Linked DNA regions of Homo sapiens: region 1 is linked to region 2. The links are chromatin contacts, found by POLR2A ChIA-PET in ENCODE. All regions are on one chromosome and are shown on one strand. Each heading gives the region's core, a stretch centred on a gene start or an enhancer-like site at or near the end of the contact. The rest is flanking DNA. Distances are from core to core; before and after follow the strand shown. Region 1 has its middle 6.9 kb from the start of GARIN3. Region 2 has its middle 11 kb from the start of CCDC69.

Region 1 (4,288 bases), core at 932-3,431, 5.9 Mb before region 2:
GAGTTAATAAATTGTGGAATGGACTACAGTGCATAATCTACAATAGTGAAAATGAATAGCAGCTATACATGTTAGCATTGATAAATGTTTATTTTTTATTTTTTTGAGACAGAGTCTCAGTTTGTTGCCCAGGCTGGAGTGCAGTGGGATAATCTTGGCTCACTGCAACCTTGGCTGCCCAGGCTCCAGTAATTCTCATGCCTCAACCTCCGGAGTAGCTGGGATTACAGGCATGCACCACCATGCCCAGCTAAATTTTTGTATTTTTACTAGAGACAAGGTTTTGCCATGTTGGCCAGGCTGGTCTCGAATTCTTGACCTCAAGCAATCCGTCCTCCTCGGCCTCCCAAAGTGCTGGGATCACAGGCATGAGCCACCATGTGTGGCTGGCATGGATAAATCTTACATAATGTGGGATACTAAAAGCAAGTCACAAAAATATATATGATATAGTTCAATTTGTAGAACAGCTCAAAAATAAGATTCAACAATGGGATATATATTTGCTAAAAGTATAGAGAAAAACAAGGAAATGATAATCACAAAATTAAGGATAGTGACTATCTATAGGATAAAGGGAGAGATGTCTGATCTGAGGGGCACACACAAGGAGTTTCAACAGAATAGTGATTATTCTATTTCTTAAAGAAGAGGTTGTATTCATGGGGTGTTGTTACTGTATCTTTATTTTAATATCTCTGAAATCAGGATTGTTTTTAAATCTGTCAGCAAGGTGTCAATTGCATGTCACTATCACTGCCTTAGAAATGCCCTAATCAATTTATTTCACCAATGTTTTCCTTTTTACACATACACATGACAGATTTATGACAGAATATCTAAGTCTGAAAGATCTTTCAATAAGCATGAAATAAAAATTCTAAGTGACATAAAAAGTATTCAGAAACACGGAAAAATGTTTAAATATATTAAGAAGTAAAATAGTCCAAAATGCTGTGTACTAACATGATGTAAATTATGTGTTCGTGTGCAAGTTAATTCCCAGAATAAAAAAATCACACTACATTAGAAATGGGATTATAAATTTTAAAAACCTTTACTGTAAAAAAAAATTGTCTTTCCGTTTTTAAAAAACCTGTAAAATGAGTCCATGGAAAACATTAAATTATTAACACCAAATAATAAAATTTGGATTTGAGAAAAATGATTCTGGGAGCCATGTAAGTCCAGGAGGGGAGCACCTGCCCAGCCTTGCAAGTCTTTGCTCATTCTCTGCAGCAGCAGTACCTTGGAGGACAGAAGTTGGGTTTCCGGCAAAACTTAGGGACCTTTTCTGAACACCAAATATGTGTAGCCAAGATGGAGGAGGTGAGAAGCGACGTATTCTGGGAGGAGCGGTGGCTTGTCAGTATCAGGGGAATCCCTTCTCAGTTGCTCTAGTGGGTGGCTGGAAAATCTCATCTTGTGATTTTTGATAAATACCATAGAGGCTGAGATTAAGATGTTCTGGGAGTTGACTCTTGAAACAGTGGGTACAGGTAGAAGGAGAGAGAAAGAGAGAGAGGCACATACTCTAAAGTCTGAGAGGGCCTTTGGGAAAGCCACCCGGGAATGTGAAAGGTTGGCAGGTGGGGTAGAGGAGAGAGATAAAAGGAAACTCCTTTCAAAGCCTTTGGTCTGGAGTTCCAGGTTTACAGCTATGCCAGAGTCTGAATTATCCTAGCTACAAACGGTTTAATCTCATAATTGTGTAGACTATGGCTTTATCTTTTGTCTTTCTTCTAGTCTTGTTTTATACACCCTCCCCTGTCTGAGGGCTTCTTCAGCATGAATATAGTTTATCCACCCAAATGCAATTTAAGTAAAGTAGAGATGGGGACTTGCCCACCACAGCGTGCTGTGCCATGCACTTTCTCTGCATTTCCTTTTCTATCTTGATACTTCATCAAGAGATAGATGCATAAATACCTATGTATTTCAAAGCAACAGGCCTCTTCCTCAGAGGGAGTTATCAATTGGGGCATCAAGTCAATACCCCTATCAGATAAAAGCCAATATTTTTAACGGCAATATTTGTCACCATGGTAACAATTCTGCTGCTGCAAGTGCAATGAGACAGTGGATGGTCGATTACTAACCAATGTTCCAAACTTAAAGTCTGGCATTACACACATAAGAACAAAGATGACAAAGCGATATTTTGCCAAAAGCAGTATAAGATCACTCATGCAGTTGTCATGTTAGGGTGGAGTCTTTGAAGCAGAGGAAACTGGTCTATGGTGAGAAGAAGCAAGGTGCCTCAAAATGTCAAATGCCATCATGGCTGGCAGGGCAAGAACGGAAGGCGAGATGCTAGAGGGAGCAGCAGGGGACAGACTGTGCAAGGCTTTGAGGTTCGCATATGCTACTTTGACTTCTGTCCTTAGTAATGAGAAGCCACTGAAACATTTTAAGTTGAGGAGTGACTTGATCAGATTTGTATTTTGTAAAGGTCACTGTAGTTGCTGTGAGAAAAAAATATTTGGGAAGGTAGTTGTTAATATGTGTCCTTATGTAATTCCTGTCTTTTGCTGCAGGATCTATAAAATGAGATTACAGGAGATGTTTTGAAAGACATGTTCCCATTAGAAATGTCCATGTGATGGCTGGGTGCTGTGGCTCATGGCTGTAATCCCAGCACTTTCGGAGGCTGAGGCTGGCGGATCACCTGAGGTAAGGAGTTCGAGACCAGCCTGGCCAACATGGTGAAACACTGTCTCTACTAAAAATACAAAAATTAGCCAGGCAGGTGGTGCATGCCTGTAATCCCAGCTACTCAGGAGGCTGAGGCAGTAGAATCTCTTGAACCTGGGAGGTGGAGGTTGCAGTGACCAAGATCGGCCATTGCACTCCAGCCTGGGTGGCAGAGCGGTACTCTGTCTCAAAGAAAAAAAAAAAAAAAGAAATATCCATGTGGGGTATACGTGGTGATGCACTATCAAGACCCTCCTTCAATGAAGGACTTGTGTCCTCAGTTGCTGAGAATGCTGCCGGCAGACAAGTTTCAGCTGGCAGTGAGTTTGGAAATTGTGCCAGTTGCAGAGATTTCTTTCACCCAATGTGATGCTCTTTCCAGAGCCCACATCAAGAACTGAGTGATGCAGAGTATGAAAGTCTGGCTGTCAGCCCAATACAGACCAAGTCTGAAGGGCTATTCTAGTTCCAGAGCTTCCTGAGGAGCCTGCATCAAAATTCACCTTCCTTCCCTGTGTACTCCTACTTCCACCCTTTTCCCTTCCACAGGTGCTGGTCCTAAGAGCACTCCTTAACAAACATCCTTCCCACAAAACTCTGTCTCAAAATCCGCTTCACAAAGAACACAACTTACAACACTATGTCAGTGTAATGCGCTGGGGTCACCTCCTTGAGACTTCACTAACCTTATGAAAAGTGTTGATGATAGCCAGGAAGGATATAACGTAGCATATACAATTTTGAATTTAAATAATTTTAAAACTAGGTATATTTGCTTACTGCCAAATTAATTGGTCTATTTTAGAAAATTCAAAACATGTAGAGATAAAAAAGGAAACAAATATTTAATTGATTGCTTCGATAATTCACTTCTTACTGCTTCCAGAAAGTTGGAGTAGACGTGTTTTTCTCTGTTCCTCCTGATCAGTACAACTAAAGATTTTGAACATTACATATAAAACAAACAGCAGAAGACTTGAAAGGTGGAAAGAAAGCTAGGAACTTCAGGAACTGAGGAACAACATGCTGGTTATTTCCCTGGGTTTTATGTTTGTTTGGTTAATTTTTGCCTCATATATTCCACAACCTGGAGGTGAAGAAGCTGGAACCACCTATACCAAAAAAATCCCAACAAAAAATATGATCAGGAAAAAATAAATAAATAAATAAATAAAATAAATAAATAAAGGGCCAGGACAGGGGCAGCCAAGAAAAGCAGAAAACTTTTACACAAACACAAACTTCAGCCAAACATCACAGAAAAGAAAAAAAAAAAAAAAGCTGTGGCCCCACCCTCACTCATGACAGCAAAGGCTGAGTTGGAGTTGAGATTAACATCCTCATGAGGCTATAACGAGGCCTCCTATACCCCAAGTGTGTAGTATCAGAGAATGCCAAGGAAGGAGCTTGGACTTTGACTTTCACTCCTGATAGCTGGTAATGAAGCCCTTCCCTCCTCTTCCCTGTGCTAGTGGTGTCCATATGGGGAGTTGGAACTCCCACCCTTGCCCAGTAGTCATGGTAAGTCCACCCTGGGGGCCAAGTAGGGAACCTGAACTGCTATAGAAGTAACGAGGTGGCACACCCCCTCCCC
Region 2 (4,263 bases), core at 1,529-4,028:
GGAGGCCGAGGCGGGCAGATCACAAGGTCAGGAGATCAAGACCATCCTGGCTAACACGGTGAAACTGTCCCTACTAAAAATACAAAAAACTTAGCCTGGTGTGGTGGCAGGTGCCTGTAGTCCCAGCTACTCGGGAGGCTGAGGCAGGAGAATGGCGTGAACCTGGGAGGCGGAGCTTGCAGTGAGCCCAGGTAGGGCCACTGCACTCCAGCCTGGGCGACAAAGCAAGACTCCGTCTCAAAAAACAAAACAAAACAAAACAAAACAAAAACAGCTTTATTGAGGTATAAGTGATATACAAAAAAACTGCACATAGTTAATGTGAATAATTTGATGAGTTTGGACATATGCATACACCCATGAAACATCACCACAATGAAGGTAATAGACATATCCATCACTTCCAAAAGTTTCCTGTGCCCCTTTGGTTTTTGTTTGTTTGTTTGTTTTCATTTGTTTTTTTTTATGGTAAGAACACTTAACATGAGATCTACCCTCTTAAATTCTTAAGTGTGTAATAAAGTATTATTAACCATAGGCACTCTGTTGTACAGCAGATGTCTAGCACTTATTCATCTTGCATAACAGAAACTTTATACCCACTGAGCAACAACTCCCCGGTACCCTCCCCCATCAGCTCCTGACAACCACCATCCAATTCTCTGCTTCTAGGAGTTTGATTATTTTAGATATTTCTTATAAATGGCATCATGACTGGCTCATTTCACTTAGCATAATGTCCTCCAGGTTCATCCATGTTGTCACAAAAGACAAGATTTCCTTCTTTTTAAGGCTGAATACTGTTTCTTTTATCTTTTTCTTTTCTTTTCTTTTCTTTTTTTTTTTTTTTGAGACAGAGTCTCGTTCTGTCACCCAGGCTGGAGTACAGTGGTGTAATCTTGGCTCACTGCAGCCTCCACCTCCCAGTTTCCAGCAATTCTCCTGCCTCAGCCTCCCGGGTAGCTGGGATTACAGGCCCATGCCACCACACCCACTAATTTTGTATTTTCAGTAGAGACGAGGTTTCACCATGTTGGCCAGGCTGGTCTCAAACTCCTGACCTCAGGTAATCCACCTGCCTTGGCCTCCCAAAGTGCTGGAATTACAGGTGTGAGCCACCGTGCCCAGCCTGAATACAATTTCGTCATATGTGTACACCACATTCTCTTTACCCATTCGTCTGTTGATGGGCATTTAGGTTGTTTTCATATCTTGGCTATAGTGAATAATGCTGTAATGAACACAGGAGAGTAGATCTCTTTTCATGGGATGGCTGGATCATACAGTTCTATTTTTAATTTTTTCAGAAATCTCCATACTGTTTTCCACGGTGGCTGCACCATTTACATTCTCACCAACACTGCACAAGAGTGAAAGTCTCTTGAATCCTACCTAATCCTGACTCCTTTAAAGAATAACTTTTGGTCAGACACGGTGGCTTATGCCTGTAATCCTAGCACTTTGGGAGGCCGAGGTGGGAGGATCACGAGGTCAGGAGATCGAGACCATCCTGGCCAACATGGTGAAACCCTGTTTCTACTAAAAATACAAAAATTAGCCTGGTGTGGTGGTGCCCACCCGTAGTCCCAGCTACTTGGGAGGCTAAGGCAGGAGAATCGCTTGAACCCAGGGGGCAGAGGTTGCAGTGAGCTGAGATCGCACCACTGCACTCCCGCCTGGCGGCAGAACAAGACTCCATCTCAGAAAAAAAAAAAAAAGAAAAGAAAAGAATAACTTTTGCCTCTGAAAAGGGACTACGACGAAGATCTCTTCCAGTCCCAATCAAATCTAAGAGTCCATTCCCTCCAGACCCCTCCTCCAGCAGACCCTTGTACACTTTCTCCAACACACTTGACCAACGTTAGCTTCTGCTTGAACACCTCCCGCAATGGGGCACTCACTCCCTGTCAAGCCAGACCCCTGAATCTTTGACCAGTTGGAAGGCCTGCCTGCCTGCCTGCCTGCCTGCCTTCCTTCCTTTTTCAGAGTCTTGCTCTGTCACCCAGGCTAGTGTGCAGTGGCGTGATCTCAGCTTACTGCAACCTCTGCCACCCAGGTTCAAGCAATTCTCCTGCCTCAACCTCCTGAGTAGTCAGGATTACAGGCACCTGCCACCGCACCCAGCTAATTTTTGTAGTTTTAGTGGAGACGGGGTTTCGCCATCTTGGCCAGGCTGGTCTTGAACTCCTGATCTTGTGATCCACCCGCCTCAGCCTCCCAAAGTTCTGGGATTACAGGTGTGAGCCACCATGCCCGGCCTGGTCTTCCTTTCTTTCGAGGAGCTGGACTCTACATTCCTGGGTGCCTCTGCCTACCACTTGTAGCTTTCCAAGACAGCTTGGAAGACAGTTCATCTTCTCCAAGTGCTCCTGAGCCAAAAGAGCCTTGAGGAAGGAAGAGGAGGAATGGGGTGAACTGGAGGCTGCGTCCAGCCTTGCCCAGCTTCCAAGCCCTGCCTGAACTTAGGGTCCCCCAGAAATCCAGGTTCCCAAGGTTCCGTCCCTCCTCTGCAGCTGCTTCTTTAAGAAGCACCATGGGGGCTGGTCCTTGCTACTGTCCTTGGACCCTGTCCAGGGCCCTGATTTAAAAGGTATCGCAACGTTTTTAAAAAACAAACATGTGTTGTAACCCAAGGCCCTGGTAACCACAACACTGCCGGCCGCTAGCTGCCGCCTCCCAGGCTAAGAGTAGAGGAAACTGCTCTCCGCCTACCCAAAGGCACCCCACACTGCTGCGCACCGTAGTTACCTTATTATATCAGTCCGGGAGCTCTGTGAGGACAGGGCCTGAGCTGGCCCTCAAGGCTGCAATCCTTTTGCACCAAAGTGCCTTTGGGATCCTCACCCACACTCTCATGAACTATTCCAGTAGATACTTGACTGCTTCAGCACAGCGCTTCCTCGCCATTCTCCACGTGAGCCCCAGAGTGACCTTGGATACCACCAATCTGACCACACCACTCCCACTCCTACGGGATAAAGGAAAAATGTCTTGGCCAGGCCTTCAAGGCCTCTGCCTATCTGTATCTTCCTCGCTCTCTGCATTCCCCCAGTATTCCAGCTGCACTGAGCCTCCGAGGCCCCCCTGAAAGTGCCACTGGGCATAAAATGTTCTTCCCACTTTGTGGACAAGCAGAACCCCTGCTTAATCTACACAGCTCAGCTCAGACATCACATCCTTGGAGAAGCTGCCCCGACCTTCACTCTCCCAGACAGAGTTAATCACTGCTTTTGCTTCCATGGTATTTTTCCATAACCCTTGTTGCATTATTTGTCTACCTGGAATACAGGCAATGTAACCTCCTGCAAATATTTTGTTTAGCTTGCATGGTGATTTGTGTGCATGTGTTTGTGTAAAAGAGAAAGAGAGATTTTACATTTAAAAAGTGGGGGGTGGGGTTGCTGGACAAAGTGGCTCACACGTGTAATTCCAGACCTTTGGGAGGCTGAGGCAGGAGGATTGTTTGAGCCCAGGGGTTCGAGACCAGCCTGGCCAACATGGCAAAACCATATCTCTACAAAAAATACAAAAATTATCTGGGTGTGGTAGCATGCACCTGTAGTTCCAGCTACTCAGGAAGCTGAGACGAGAGGATCACTTGAGCCTAGCAGGTTGAGATTACAGTGAGCCATGATTGTGCCGTGCACTCCCGCTTGGGCAACAAAGCGAGACCTTGCCAAAAATAAAAATAAAAAAATTGAGCCGGGCATAGTGGTATGCACCTATAGTCCCAGCTACTTGGGAGGCTGAGGCAGAAGATCGCTTGAGCCCTGGAGTTTGAGGCTGCAGTGCACCATGATCGTGCCTGTGAATAGCCACTGCGCTCTAGCCTGGGCAACACATCAAAACCCTATCTCTTAAAAAAAAAGAAAAAAGATTTTCAGTTTCACTTAGAAAATTAGAAGGTCAGGCCAATCAGGGCCTCCATTTCCTTCTAACACCAATCCACTGCAGTGCAGCCACCTGTGCTCCTTTTGGTTTGGTATATGGCCCCCAGTTTGCACCTGTCCCCAACTTATACTAGCCTTTTTCTAATTTAGGTACCTACCTAGCCCTATAGACATTTGGGTTTTAACCTGCAGACCTAGGTATATCTCCCATATATTCTGGGCCACTCCGATTTACAAATATTATTCTACCTCCTTGTCCCTCTAAATGTCCCAGAAATTCCAATATTTTGGCGAACAGTAATGCATGAATAGAATCAGATCAATAAAAATATACATAAGTCACAAAATTTCTTTGCTACCTCATGTGGTCCAA

What was found. ChIA-PET counts read pairs that join two places held with the same protein, here RNA polymerase II (POLR2A).
Region 1: POLR2A ChIA-PET joins it to region 2 with 10 read pairs in activated CD4-positive, alpha-beta T cell. The contact joins two enhancer-like sites. POLR2A ChIA-PET finds 5 or more read pairs at or near these places in 2 of 52 experiments (activated CD4-positive, alpha-beta T cell and naive thymus-derived CD8-positive, alpha-beta T cell).

What each region holds. Positions count from the first base shown.
Region 1 is chr5:157,157,269-157,161,556 of GRCh38, reverse strand. No RefSeq gene overlaps it. Among named protein-coding and RNA genes, the nearest start is that of GARIN3, 6.9 kb to the left of the region's middle. Within about 2 kb of position 2,181, at least 2 of the 41 ENCODE cell types and tissues checked have a DNase peak (open chromatin) inside an H3K27ac peak, as active enhancers do.
Region 2 is chr5:151,233,391-151,237,653 of GRCh38, reverse strand. No RefSeq gene overlaps it. Among named protein-coding and RNA genes, the nearest start is that of CCDC69, 11 kb to the right of the region's middle. Within about 2 kb of position 2,778, at least 26 of the 41 ENCODE cell types and tissues checked have a DNase peak (open chromatin) inside an H3K27ac peak, as active enhancers do.